4 separate regions of the Homo sapiens genome follow, and regions 2, 3 and 4 are each linked to region 1. The links are chromatin contacts, found by Hi-C or POLR2A ChIA-PET in ENCODE. All regions are on one chromosome and are shown on one strand. The core of a region is the stretch at or near the end of the contact, and the rest is flanking DNA. Distances in the headings are between cores, read along the strand shown. Region 1 holds the start of PDAP1 (PDGFA associated protein 1). Region 2 holds the start of BRI3 (brain protein I3). Region 3 holds the start of BAIAP2L1 (BAR/IMD domain containing adaptor protein 2 like 1). Region 4 holds the start of GNB2 (G protein subunit beta 2).

The links. A loop is a pair of places that touch in the nucleus more often than their neighbours do. ChIA-PET counts read pairs that join two places held with the same protein, here RNA polymerase II (POLR2A). Pooled maps may share reads with other maps.
Region 2: a map of heart left ventricle shows a loop between it and region 1 (5-fold over the local background). The contact joins the promoter of BRI3 here to the promoter of PDAP1 in region 1. A Hi-C loop is called at or near these places in 1 of 168 maps with a recorded cell type or tissue (heart left ventricle) and 7 of 50 pooled maps.
Region 3: a loop to region 1 is called in a map of heart left ventricle, with 23 times the contacts of the local background. The contact joins the promoter of BAIAP2L1 here to the promoter of PDAP1 in region 1. A Hi-C loop is called at or near these places in 1 of 168 maps with a recorded cell type or tissue (heart left ventricle) and 1 of 50 pooled maps. POLR2A ChIA-PET finds 5 or more read pairs at or near these places in 2 of 52 experiments (PC-9 and activated B cell).
Region 4: a pooled map shows a loop between it and region 1 (12-fold over the local background). The contact joins the promoter of GNB2 here to the promoter of PDAP1 in region 1. A Hi-C loop is called at or near these places in 7 of 50 pooled maps. POLR2A ChIA-PET finds 5 or more read pairs at or near these places in 3 of 52 experiments (GM10248, WTC11 and naive thymus-derived CD8-positive, alpha-beta T cell).

What each region holds. Positions count from the first base shown.
Region 1 is chr7:99,407,321-99,410,328 of GRCh38, forward strand. PDAP1 (PDGFA associated protein 1) reads right to left here and starts at 1,277. Exons shown (of 6, transcript NM_014891.7): 1 at 1,216-1,277. The coding sequence starts at 1,228. It overlaps BUD31 (BUD31 spliceosome associated protein), which reads left to right and starts at 1,649. Exons shown (of 6, transcript NM_003910.4): 1 at 1,649-1,925; 2 at 2,714-2,849. It overlaps MIR12119 (microRNA 12119), which reads left to right and starts at 1,852; the gene lies at 1,852-1,944. RefSeq lists a silencer at 1,046-1,105 and an enhancer at 1,316-1,705.
Region 2 is chr7:98,280,338-98,283,037 of GRCh38, forward strand. BRI3 (brain protein I3) reads left to right here and starts at 1,349. Exons shown (of 3, transcript NM_015379.5): 1 at 1,349-1,600; 2 at 2,014-2,116. The coding sequence starts at 1,459. RefSeq lists an enhancer at 180-1,164 and silencers at 861-1,370, 1,501-1,840.
Region 3 is chr7:98,399,814-98,402,609 of GRCh38, forward strand. BAIAP2L1 (BAR/IMD domain containing adaptor protein 2 like 1) reads right to left here and starts at 1,277. Exons shown (of 14, transcript NM_018842.5): 1 at 989-1,277. The coding sequence starts at 1,039. RefSeq lists a silencer at 951-1,610.
Region 4 is chr7:100,671,901-100,674,989 of GRCh38, forward strand. It overlaps GNB2 (G protein subunit beta 2), which reads left to right and starts at 1,840. Exons shown (of 10, transcript NM_005273.4): 1 at 1,840-2,023. RefSeq lists silencers at 1,370-1,499, 1,510-1,589, 1,840-2,019 and enhancers at 2,450-2,659, 2,860-2,939.

The DNA of each region.
Region 1 (3,008 bases), core at 27-2,526:
CCATTAAGTAAAACTTCGGAGGGAGGATGGCTCATTCAGCAACCTCCTTTTACAGATGAAGGGACTGGGGAACAATAGCAGAGAGACTTTTCCAGCCACAGAATAAATCAGTAGAGAGCTAGGTTTAAACACATTTAGCTCTGTAATGCCCAATTATCTCTGGAGTCAGGAAGCGATTTAGGTTTGAAAACGCTACAGGCAGATGTTTCTGTGGGTTGAGTGCATTAACCAATATAACACATGAGCTACCAACACAAATATATTTGTTCTGTGCCAGGAGGTGGCCAGGCACTTTATGAGCGCTATAATTTTACCACCCCGGCCCCAATTCAACAAGCTAAGGATTAGCCCAGTGTTTCAGATGAGGAAGAGGTTAACTTGTTCAGGGCCACAGAATTAGACGTGACATAGCTGGGATTCAAACTGGGGACTATCGATTCTAAAGGGGGAAACAGGATAGAGAACGGGCTAGAAGATAGAGGACGGGCTACAATGGACTGGGCAGTCATGAACCTACTTACAAGATCAAGAGCTGGCAAAGCCTTAAAAATAAGAATAGTTACTGCTTCACTGGGCACTTTTAACGACTGCCTGGCACTGTACTGCGCACTCCACGTGGATTACCTAGTTGAAGCCTCCCAACAGTACTAAGAGGTAGGTACAATCGTTATTCCCATTGGCAAATGAGAAAACGGAGACACAGGAGGTGGAGCGACTGGCTCAAAGGAACACACCGAGCCGCTACCGAACGGGGGAGTCGAAACCAGGTCTGGAAGGCTCATGGGCATCTCCTTAAGTCCTCCTAGGCAGGCCTGGCTGAACCGAAGCCAGAAAAAGCCCACGTTTTACGCGAGAGGCAGGCGGGCCCGGCACAAGCGCGGGACGCGGTGACTCAGTTCCTAGCCAGCCAAAGAGTGGGATAAATTCCAGAACCCCTAGACCCGGAGAAGCGCATCCTAGATCCGGCTTTCTAGGCCGGCGAGGACCCAGAGCTTCCGAAACTCCTCAGACCACTGACGGAGTGACTCTGGGACACCACAGTCCTCAGTTTCCCCATCGGGACAATTGGGCGTCGAGGCCCAGGCCTGGCTCTCAGCCGGTGCGGACAGCCTCCCTCTGCGCTGCTCTCAGAGACGCGCACGGGCTGAGGGGACAGCGGAAGCCGGACCTGGGCCGCCCCTCCAGGCCTGCGGGCCACCGGCGCCCGCCCCTCACCTCCTTTAGGCATTGCGGCTCCGGCGGCTGCGGCGGCGGCGGCGGCGCCTCGAACTGACACCGGAACCGGAAATAGCTTGGGCTCGACTTCTTCCTCCTGGGCCAGCCGCCGCCGCCGCTTCAGTGGCCGCAGTGGCCGCAAGGACCCGGACCTCAGGGAGGCCTCCGCACGAAGTCGGACCGTCCTGCGCGCCGCCTAAGTCCAGGCTTGCCCGTCTGCTGCCAGGCAACAACGCCCCTAGTCTCTCCGTTCGGGAAGACGCGTGGCCCTGCCTGCCACCCACCGGAAGTGAGGGCAAATGGCAACAGCGGCTCTGGAATTCTATACAGGCATTGCTGAGGACACCTAAGATGACGCAATCTCCGCGCGGGTAGGGCGGGGCTCCGCAAGGACCTCATGCCTTAGAGATCGCCTGAAGAGCGGAAGCCTTCTGTCGAGAAGCAGCTACCCAAGCTCCAGGAGCTTCCGGTATGTGTTTTCCCTCTGTTCTCGATTACCTTGGCAACGGCTGAGGCGGGAGACCGGTGGTCTGCACCGTCCTGGAGGGAGATATGAGTGGCTGGACTCTCAGCCAGCCACTGGGATGTGTTCGGGCTTTGGACCTTGAGGCCGGAGAGAGCTCCCGAGAGGAGGCGGCGCCACGTTCGTTCTTCTGAGGGGACGGTAGATTTGGGGGTTTTCCTCTAGGATTCTCGCGCCGTTTCCTCTGGTAGGAACGTCTTCTGTGTTCTGATTGTTTTTCTAAGCTGGGTTCAGATGCTGTCCTTTTTATGAGTTTTCCCTACAATCCTGCACTATCTTCCTTCGCTCCTCCTCGCCTCCTTCCCCTAGCGCCCCAATCTCTCTTACACCTCCCGGCACATCTTTCTTCTCGATCTGATTACCTCCTACGTCCTCTTTCTCCTCGATCTGGTTACCGCCTACCATTTTCACCTCCGAGAGGCCTCTTCTGACTTCCAGGCTGGATCAGGGCCCTCGAATTTCCCTGGGTCGTAGAAAAGCGATCATTCTCTTGTCACAGACTATGCGCCTTGGGGCCGAGACCAGAATTCACCTATTTTTAGCTTCAGCGTAGGGGAGACTAGTGCGAAGACCACTGATTTGGGAGTCAGGAGCCCTCCAGAGTCAGGTTTTGCAAATTCTCAGCTGTGTGACCCTGATTCTACCTTATAGAGTTTGATTCCTCCTCTATATGGTTGTTTTAGAGAGTTCATGAGAGGAGGCTCTGTGGGCGGGGGGGGGGTGGGTCTTTGTAAAGTGTCAGTACAGAAGGGAGTGACTGAATGAATTTGAGAGAGATGAATCTGTTATGCTGAAAGGTAAATACTTAACCTGGGTTCTCTCTGGCAGCAAGGAAATGCTGTGTGGTTTGAAAAACGCTTTGCTATTTAGATTGGGATCGGCCTCTTGTATGGGAACTACCTGACTTTATGTAATATGTTGTTTGGTGTGAAAGAGACCTTGGCAATCAGCCAATCCACTGCCCTCATTTTACAGAAGAAACAGGACCAGAGAGGGAAGGTGACCTGAAAGTCACAGAATAATTTTTTAGAGCTGAACAAGAATCCAAGCCTGCAACTGCAGAGACGAGAGATCTTTCTGCTGTCTATACTCTTGGAAAGCACATCCTAAGGTACTTTGATTTTACAGTCATCTTTCCCTTTTTATTTTATGTTTTGTTTTGTTTTGTTTGTTATTGAGACATGGTCTCACTCCGTCACTTAGGCTGGAGTGCAGTAGTGTGAACATGGCTAACTGAAGACTTTCAACCTCCTGGGCTCAAGTGATCCTC
Region 2 (2,700 bases), core at 99-2,598, 1.1 Mb before region 1:
GGTGCAGGGGCTGACATCTGTAATTCCAGCACTTTGGGAGGCTGATGCAAAAGGATTGGTTGAGGCCAGCAGTTTGAGACTGGCCTGGGCACATAGCAAGATCCCATACAAAAATTTTTAAAAATTAGCTGGGCATGGTGGCGTGTGCCTGTGGTCCCCAGCTACTGAGGAGGCTGAGGTGGGAGGATGGCTTGGGCCCAGGAGGTCGAGACTGCATTGAGCAATGACTGTGTCACTCTACTGCAGCCTGGGTGACAGAGCAAGAGAGCCCCCCCAGCACCCCCTACAAATTTTTTTTTTAAAAATTAAAAAGGCGCGGTTCGAGAAGAGCTGTAGTCGTCCCAGAGCTACAGTGCAGGTGATATCAAAATGCAGGTGAGAAAACTGGAGACAGAATACAGTAACGGATACAGGTGCCCCTGAAAAGGTGCAGAGGCGCTAAGGACGCAAGCAATCCTGAACGTTCCAATCGTTCGTTTTAAAGTTGTCCTGGCCAACCCGTGAAGCCTTGTATGAGGAAATGTTTCAACGAGGGCGCCTGACGCAGTCCCCGAGGCCAGAAAACACCCAGGTTTAGATACGGGCTCTGACCCGCACCTGCCACAGCCAAATCCCTCCCCCTTCTGAGCCCGATCCCGTGTTGTCCTCCAGGGGTAAGCAAAACACCTGGCAGGGCTGCCTGAAGATTAGGGAAACTGAGGAGACGCGGCAGGTGCCCAGTATTTATAGTTTTGTCCCCAAACGGGGGAGTTATTTGTAAGCACTGGCTACTACCCCCGTCAATCACCTAATTGTCCAAAAAAAGGCAAACGGAGGGAATGCGCCGCAGCTGAGCACCGCGCAGGCCGCAGCTGAGGTGCACACCCGGGTGTGCCCTTTGTATTGCTGGAAGCGCTGGCGATCATAGGGGCAGAGGGCTGGCGTTGGGGCGGCCTGGGACCCACCCGGCCCCGCCCCCTCTCAGGCCCCGCCCTCCCCCTCCTCCACCGGTAGGGGGACCTCGGCCGGCCTGGGAGATCGGGGCGTAGGGGGAGGTGGGGGTGCATCCGCGAGCCCTAAAGGTCATGACCCTATGGGGCGTCTCTGGGTCGTCGTGGGGGATGGGCGGGGGGGGGGGTCTCCCCGCCACGGGAGGTCTAGAGAGCAGCGGCGGCGGGGCGGGGCGGAGTGCAGAGGCGCCGCCGGCGGGGCGGCTTCGGGAGGGCGCGGCCCCTTTAAGACGCCCCGCCGGCCCCGCCCCCGAGCCCCGCCTCCCGCCGCCCACGTGACCCCGGTCTTGTGACTGGGCCCGGGAGGGCGGGGGAAGCCCGCGGCTCGCGCCCGCCCCGCCCCGCCCCGCGTCTGCCTCAGAGGGGCCCGAGCCACCCGGTCCGCCGCGTCCCCGCCGCCGCCGCCGCGTCCCCCGCCGGGGCCGACCGAGCCGAGCCGGGCCGGAGCGGCGGGCGCGGCCGGGCCGCCATGGACCACAAGCCGCTGCTGCAGGAGCGGCCGCCCGCCTACAACCTGGAGGCCGGCCAGGGCGACTACGCGTGCGGCCCGCACGGCTACGGCGCCATCCCCGCCGCGCCCCCGCCGCCGCCCTACCCCTACCTCGTCACAGGTGGGCCCGTAACCAACTTTCCCCGCCGGCGGCTTCCGAGGTGGCAAGCCCGGTCGGGGGACGTGGGTCCGGAGGCGGGTGGGGCCCGCCCGGGGGTCCTTCCTGGAGCTGGAGGTCCCCGGGCTGGCTTCGGGACCCGGCGCCGCCGAGGGCCAGCCTCCCCCCCGGGGCTCTAGTCCTCGGGCCCGTCGTAACCCGGCGGGGCCGGATCCCTGCCCCAGATGAACTTTGTGTCACGAGGCGCTCGCTGTTGGCAGATTAGCGCCGAATCAGGCCCGCGGTGGCCGTCCCGAGGGTGGAAAAGACCGGGGGCTTTTTTAGCGGGGTGGAGGTTGAGGGGACAGGATGAGTAGTCCCCGTGGCGGTCCGATTTCTCCTCCCTGCACCCTAATGACCTGCTTTCCCGCCCACAGGGATACCCACCCACCATCCCAGGGTCTACAACATCCACAGCCGGACCGTCACCCGCTATCCTGCCAACTCTATCGTGGTCGTAGGAGGCTGTCCTGTCTGCAGGTGAGTGGGTCTGCAGCCTGGGGACTGGCCCTGGAAGCTCTGAGGACCCCCGCCCTAACCCCCAGGACCTCACAGCTCTGCTTGTGGGAGTGGGTCCGGCTTGACTTGGATCTTGACCAGAGCCCTTTATGGGAGGGACAGACAGGCTGCCCGAATGCGGTGTGGGAGAGTGCGGGTCCGCTCACCCTTGGCTCTGAACACATTTTGTGGGGGCAAAAGGGTGGATTCCTTTTCCTAGATCTTGGGGCATTGCACCCCAAGTGATTGGGATGTAGAAATGGTAACAACGGGACTCGTGGTCCTTTCGTCTTTGTTCTGGGACTTGCAAGGAATCAGGTGTCTGCTTTTTCCTTCACTTTCCGCAAGTTTACTCTGCAGTTGATCGTCGAAGGTGGTGGAAGGTTTCATTTTCCCGGAAGGGGCATTTGGAAGTAAGTGCACCAGCAGGACAGACCTCAGTGGGAGAAGCGACGGCCGTAAGAGCTGCTTTATCCAAAGTTGGCTTGAAACGCTCTTCCACGAGCTGGACCAGGATGGAAACCCCGTGTTTCTTTGAGGCAGGAGTTATTTTTTTCATATCCTCG
Region 3 (2,796 bases), core at 27-2,526, 1.0 Mb before region 1:
CGCATTCCTTAAGGTTAGGTCAATTTCATTAAAACCTCGGTTGTTCTTTGACTTCAAGAACCTCACCAAATAACCCATATATAAAAGCCAAGTTCAACTGAAAGGTGGGAGAGGAAGGGTCTAAGGAGGAGGGCGTTTCCCGGGAGAACGCCCAGAGCTCGGCTCACCTGGCGATCCTAATTACAGGGGAGTTTCACCCCCACATTCTTGGGCGCTTTCTTTTCTTAGAGGAAACTCGAGCTTGTGTCTTTGGTCCCGGAGGGCTTAAGCCCGGCAGCCAGGACAGCACGGGTCACTGATTCCAAGAAGTTGGGAGGAGGACGTGGGCCCCACCGACGCACAACAGACCCCTCCCCAACTTAAGTGCACTAGTTGTAAAATGTGTAGCTGGTCAGGGGATGGGGGGTGGTCTCCAGAGCTCTGAGGGTCAGGGAAGAGGAGAAGGGACGGGGAGGAGAAGGGACAGGGGAGGCGGAGAAGGGCCAGGAGAGGAGGGGGAGACACACGGGGAAGGAGGAAGAACCAAGAGGAGGGGGAGGGGGAGGGGGAGGGAGGGGGATAGACTGGGGAGAAGAAGGGACAGGGGAGGAGGGGGAGACACACGGGGGAGAAGGAAGAACCAGGAGGAGGGGAGGGACAGTGTCGAGGGGCAGGGGAGGAGGGAGAGTGAACGGGGAGCGGAGGGGCAGAGGGAGAGGTACAGCGGGGCGGGAAAGAGAGACAGGGAAGAAGCACAGGGAGGAGGGGAGGGAAGGAGGAGGAAAAGTAGGGGGGAGGGGATGGGGAGGGACTGGGAGGAAGGAGAGGGCCAGGGGAGGAAGAAGAGGGGCTGTGGAGGGCCAGGGGAGGAGTGGGAGAGACCGGGAGAGGTGGAAGGACGCGGGGGAGGGGAGCTGGAGGGAGGGAAAGTACCTTCCCGCGTAAAGTCCCCTTCTGAACCCCGAGGTGGAAAGCCCTGACCTCCCTGAGCCCCGGGCCCTGGGCTTACCCGGTAGGTGCTCTCCGTGAGCCGGTTCACCTCCTCGGGCCCCCGGGACATGGCTGCGGCCGCCGGGCGAGCAAGCGCGGGAGGACGCGGCTGGGCCTCGTGGCCGCCGGACTCCGGGCAGCGGGAGGGCCGGGGCGCGACTAAGGGGCTCTGGAGGGTCGGCCGCCGCCGCAGCCGTCGGCCCGAGAGTGCCCGCGCGCGTCTCCGCTGCGAAAATGTCAAAACTTGCGGCAGCGCCGCCCTGGCCTTCTTCGAGGAGCAGAGGAGAAGCGGCCGGACGCCGCCAGAGGAAGCTGGGCGGGCCGGGCGGCCCCACCTGAGGCGGGCGGGGCAGACGGGGGCGGGGCCGCAGGGCCGGAGGGGCGTGGCGTACCCACCTGAGGCGGCCTGGTGAGCGGGGCCCGGCCGGGGTGGGCGGGGAGGAGGCGGGGCCAGGCAGCTGGAATGGGCGTGGCCAGAGGGAAGCGGGCCCCCCGAGTGGGCGGGGTCACCCCACCTGTGGCGGACAGGGCAGCGAGGCCACGGTGCGCCCCCTCGCGGCTCTCCCAGAGCTCCGGCGACGTAGGGCCCGAGACCCTGGAGTGGGGACCGGTGTGGAGTGGGCTGCTCGCTTTGCTGTTTTGCTAGGGCAAGGGCAGCCTGGGGGTGTTTAGACTGTGGTCCTGGAGCCCTTGTTTGCCTCGCGTGGTGCTGGCCCCGGGGACCCCGAGGCCCACTTCCTCCATGAGGGCTTCCTTCAAGCCCTGCGTTTTGGGGACCAAGGGAAGGGGCCACATTCCCCAGTTGTATTGATTTCCCTGATTGATCTCTTCTTGCCCCGCCGCTCACTGACCCCAAAAGTTAGAGGGACCCGTGGGGGCATCGGCCCTCCTAGGTGGAGAAAACGGGCTGCCACTTGCAGTTTTGAAAGCTCCTGATATATCAAAAAATTAATAAATGCCAGGGTCTAGTTACCGAAATGTTAGTACTTTTTTTTTTTTGAGATGGAGTCTCACTCTGTCGCCTAGGCTGGAGTGCAGTGGTGCGATCTCAGCTTGCTGCAACCTCCGCTTCCCAGGTTCAAGCGATTCTCCTGCCTGGCATGAGCCATCCTGCCTGGCCCCCAGATAGAAGCTTTTTGTTTGTTTTTGAGACAGAGTTTCACTCTTGTCCCCTCAGGCTGGAGTGCAGTGGTGCTCTCTCAGCTTGCTGCAATCTCTGCCCCCCAGGTTTAAGCAATTCTCCTGCCTCAGCCTCTCGAGTAGCTGAGATTACAGGTGCACGTGCCACCAAGCCAGGCTAATTTTTTTGTATTTTTAGTAGAGACGGGGTTTCACCATGTTGGCCAGGTTGGTCCCGAGCTCCTAACCTCAGGTGATCCGCCCTGCTCAGCCTCCCAAAGTGCTGGGATTACAGGCTTGAACCACCGCGCCCGGCCCAGTAGTACATTTTTAAACTTTACATTAACAACGACCTTTAACTCAATGCAGTGTAACCATGCTACTCACGAGATTGTTGTAGGGTTTAGAAAACCACCTGAGCTGAAGTGTTAGGGAAGCCTCTCTTCTTGTCATCACTCAAACTCTGTGGAGGTGTGTGGCTCCTGGGCTCCCTATTTTGTCTCCATCCCGGCCTCAGCCCTGCCCAAGGGTGAGGCAGCTGCCTTCTTTGGGCCTCTCTTCCAGGATTATGTACCTTGGGCTGGGTGACAGCCTTCTCCCCAGTAAGAACCACCATTTAGCTACCTGAGACCCGCACCCAACAAGGGCAGAGGTCTTATTCTGATTTTTTAAAACCTCTGGGCTTGGTGGCTCATGCCTGTAATCCTA
Region 4 (3,089 bases), core at 590-3,089, 1.3 Mb after region 1:
CCGCCTCGGCCTCTCACAGTGCTAGGATTACAGGCGTGAGCCCCATCTCGTTCTTTCTTATGGCTGCGTGTTTTGATACTTTCAAATTACAAGGACTCAGTGAAGGCTATTCGTTGCCTTGAACTTCCCAAAGCATTTCCACAATCGATGGGGTTCTCAGTAAGAATCCGGGACTTGGAGGGCAGATGCTGTCAACATCCCCATTTAACAGATGTGGAAACTGAGGCCTAGACCTACGTTCTTGTCCCTTTACAGGCAAGGTCCCTGGAGGAAGGGGTTCATCTAGAGGCTCATACAGATAAACTGGAATGTACAGTAAAGTTTTGGCTGCCTGGGTTCATATCTAAACTCTGCAGCCTCAGGTCTCTTTCCACTATTAGAAAATGGGGAGAAGGCTGGGCGCGGTGGCTCACGCCTGTAATCCCAGCACTTTGGGAGGCCGAGACGGGCACATCACCTGAGGTCAGGAGTTTGAGACCAGCCTGGCCGACATGGTGAAACCTCGTCTCTACTAAAAATACAAAAAAAAATTAGCTGGGCATGGTGGCGGGCGCCTGTAATCCCACCTACTCCAGAGGCTGAGGCAGGAGAATCGCCTGAACCCAGGAGGCGGAGGTTGCAGTGAGCCGAGATCATGCCACTGCACTTCAGCCTGGGCGACAGAGTGAGACCCTGTCTCCAAAAAAAAAAAAAAGAAAAGAAAAGAAAATGGGGAGAATGTTAGCACTTAATTTCCCAGTATTGTGAGACTTAACATATGTCAGCCTGGGCAGCATAGCAAGACCCCACCTCTACCAAAAATTTAAAAATTAGCTGGGCATGGTGGCTGGGGCACGCCTGTGGTCCCAGGTACTAGGGAGGCTGAGGCAGGAAGATCACTTGAGCCGAGGAGATTGAGGTGGCAGTGACCTACAATCGCGTCACTGTACTCCAATTAAAAAATAAGTGTCGGGCCAGGCGCGGTGGCTCACGCCTGTAATCCCAGCACTTTGGGAGGCCGAGACAGGCAGATCACGAGGTCAGGAGATGGAGACCATCCTGGCTAACACCGTGAAACCCCGTCTCTACTAAAAATACAAAAAATTAGCCGGGTGTGGTGGCACACGCCTGTAGTCCCAGCTACTCAGGAGGCTGAGGCAGGAGAATCGCTTGCACCCGGGCGGCGGAGGTTGCAGTGAGTTGAGATAGCACTCCAGCCTGGGCGACAGAGAGAGACTCCGTCTCAAAAAAAAAAAGTGTGGCTCTCAATAAATGAGTTGTTATTTCAGTGGCAAGCCCTGAAAGGGGGTCTACAAAGGCCCAGTGGGCGAGGCTGAGGAAATGCCTGGACACGACCCTTCTCATGGCATTCCCGGGGCGCCCGCATCAGCCCCTACCCACTCCCGCTCGGGGACTTTCTCGGAATCGCGCTTCTTCTTCCAGCAGCCTCGAGGCCGGCCCCGTCCAGGTCTCTTTAGCTCCGCCCCCTGGTGAGGGGCGTGGCCTCCTCAGGGCCGGGGCGTGGCCCAACCGGGAACTGGGGCGTCGAACTCCCCTTCCCAGTCTGGAGCCACCCATTCCAGGCGGGGCGGGAGGCTGATCACGTGACCAGCGAGCGGTCTCACCCTCCTCATATGCCAGTACCACCTCCTCCAGTCCCAGAGGGGGGATGTCTTACTCCTTTCCGTGAAGCAAACCCTTTGAGTACGGTTTGCGTCCACAAAGCGTAGGGTGAGAACCTTGGGAGCGACTGGGCCCGTCTTTGCTCCCTCGGTGGGGTTTTGTCTCCTGGCTTCCCCCAAGTGCGAGGCAGTTGGTCTCGCCCAGCCGGGTCCTGGGCGCGGCGGCGGCAGCCGCGTCACTGGCGGGCGGGATCCCTCCGCTCTGGGGAGGCAGCGCTGGCGGCGGGGCTGGGGCCACTGAGGAAATCCATCCGCGCCGCCGCCGCCGCCGCCGCCGCCGCCGCCGCCGCCTCCGCCGCGGAGGAAGACAGCGCCGCCCGCGCACCGCCAGCGACCTCCGCCGCAGAGTCCCACCGCCACAGGTACCTTCGCTGGCAAAAGGAGTCCTCTCGCCCCCCAGCCCCAATTTCCCCCAGGGGAACCTCTCTTCCTTCGGTCTCCCGGGGCTGGCCTCCTGGGAGCGGACGTAACTCCCCAGACCTCCGCTCCCTTCCCCTCTTGCCCGGTCGCTCCCAAACCCGGAAGGGGAACTGGGGAACCCTCGCCCCCCACCGTGCGTGCGCTTCCCCGCACCATCAGCGAAGTTTTTGCCCGACCCCAGACCCCAGCCCAGCCCCGACTGCCTCTTGCTCCCTCGGAAGTTGGGGGGCTAAATTCCGGGCTTCCTCTAGGCCCCGCCCCGCCCCCTTTCCCCACCGCCACCCTCCCGCCTGCCCCCGGGGAGCACCCCTCGTGTCCTCCACTGTCGCACCCCTGCCGGCCCTCGCCTTGCACAACTCCAAAATCGGGGAGAAGCAGGCAAGGCCGCGCGCCACCCTTCCTTTCGTCTCCACCCTACCCACGATTTGGGTGCTGCCCGTGGTTTCTGGCCCCACTCGCCGAAACTGGAGCCCTCGGCGCCCTATTCCCTTTACAGATCCTCACCCCAAGCCCAGCTCCCAGGCGCCCGCCCCCCGCCCAGCTTTCTTTTAGGCAAAATGGAGGTCGTAGGGGCTGGAGGGCCAGGCCCACTGCGCTTCGCAGCGCCGCACCAGCCCGCGCCTTCCAGCTGCCAGATCCAGGGACCCTCCCGTCACTCTCCTGAGCCCCGCCAGACCTGCGGAGGCGGTTGCACCCTCATTTCTCTATGGAGCGCCGGCTGCTATATCCCTAGAGTCTGGGGGCTGCTGAGGGCCCTGGGGGGTGATGGGGACCGAGGGCTGAGAACGTCGCCCCCGCCCCCAGTTTCTTCCTCCAGCCGTGCTTCCTTCTGCCCTGGGCCTCCGGCGGTGCCGCCAGGCCTGGGCTGCTAGTAGGTGGAAGAGGCTTTGTGCGGGCCTGGGGGTTGGGTAGAGTAAGGAGTTCTGCCCGCACCCCCCATCCCCCGATTTTGAGGGTCACCCCTTGGCACTGGCGTAGAAAGCTGAACTTACAAGGAGGGGAAATGTC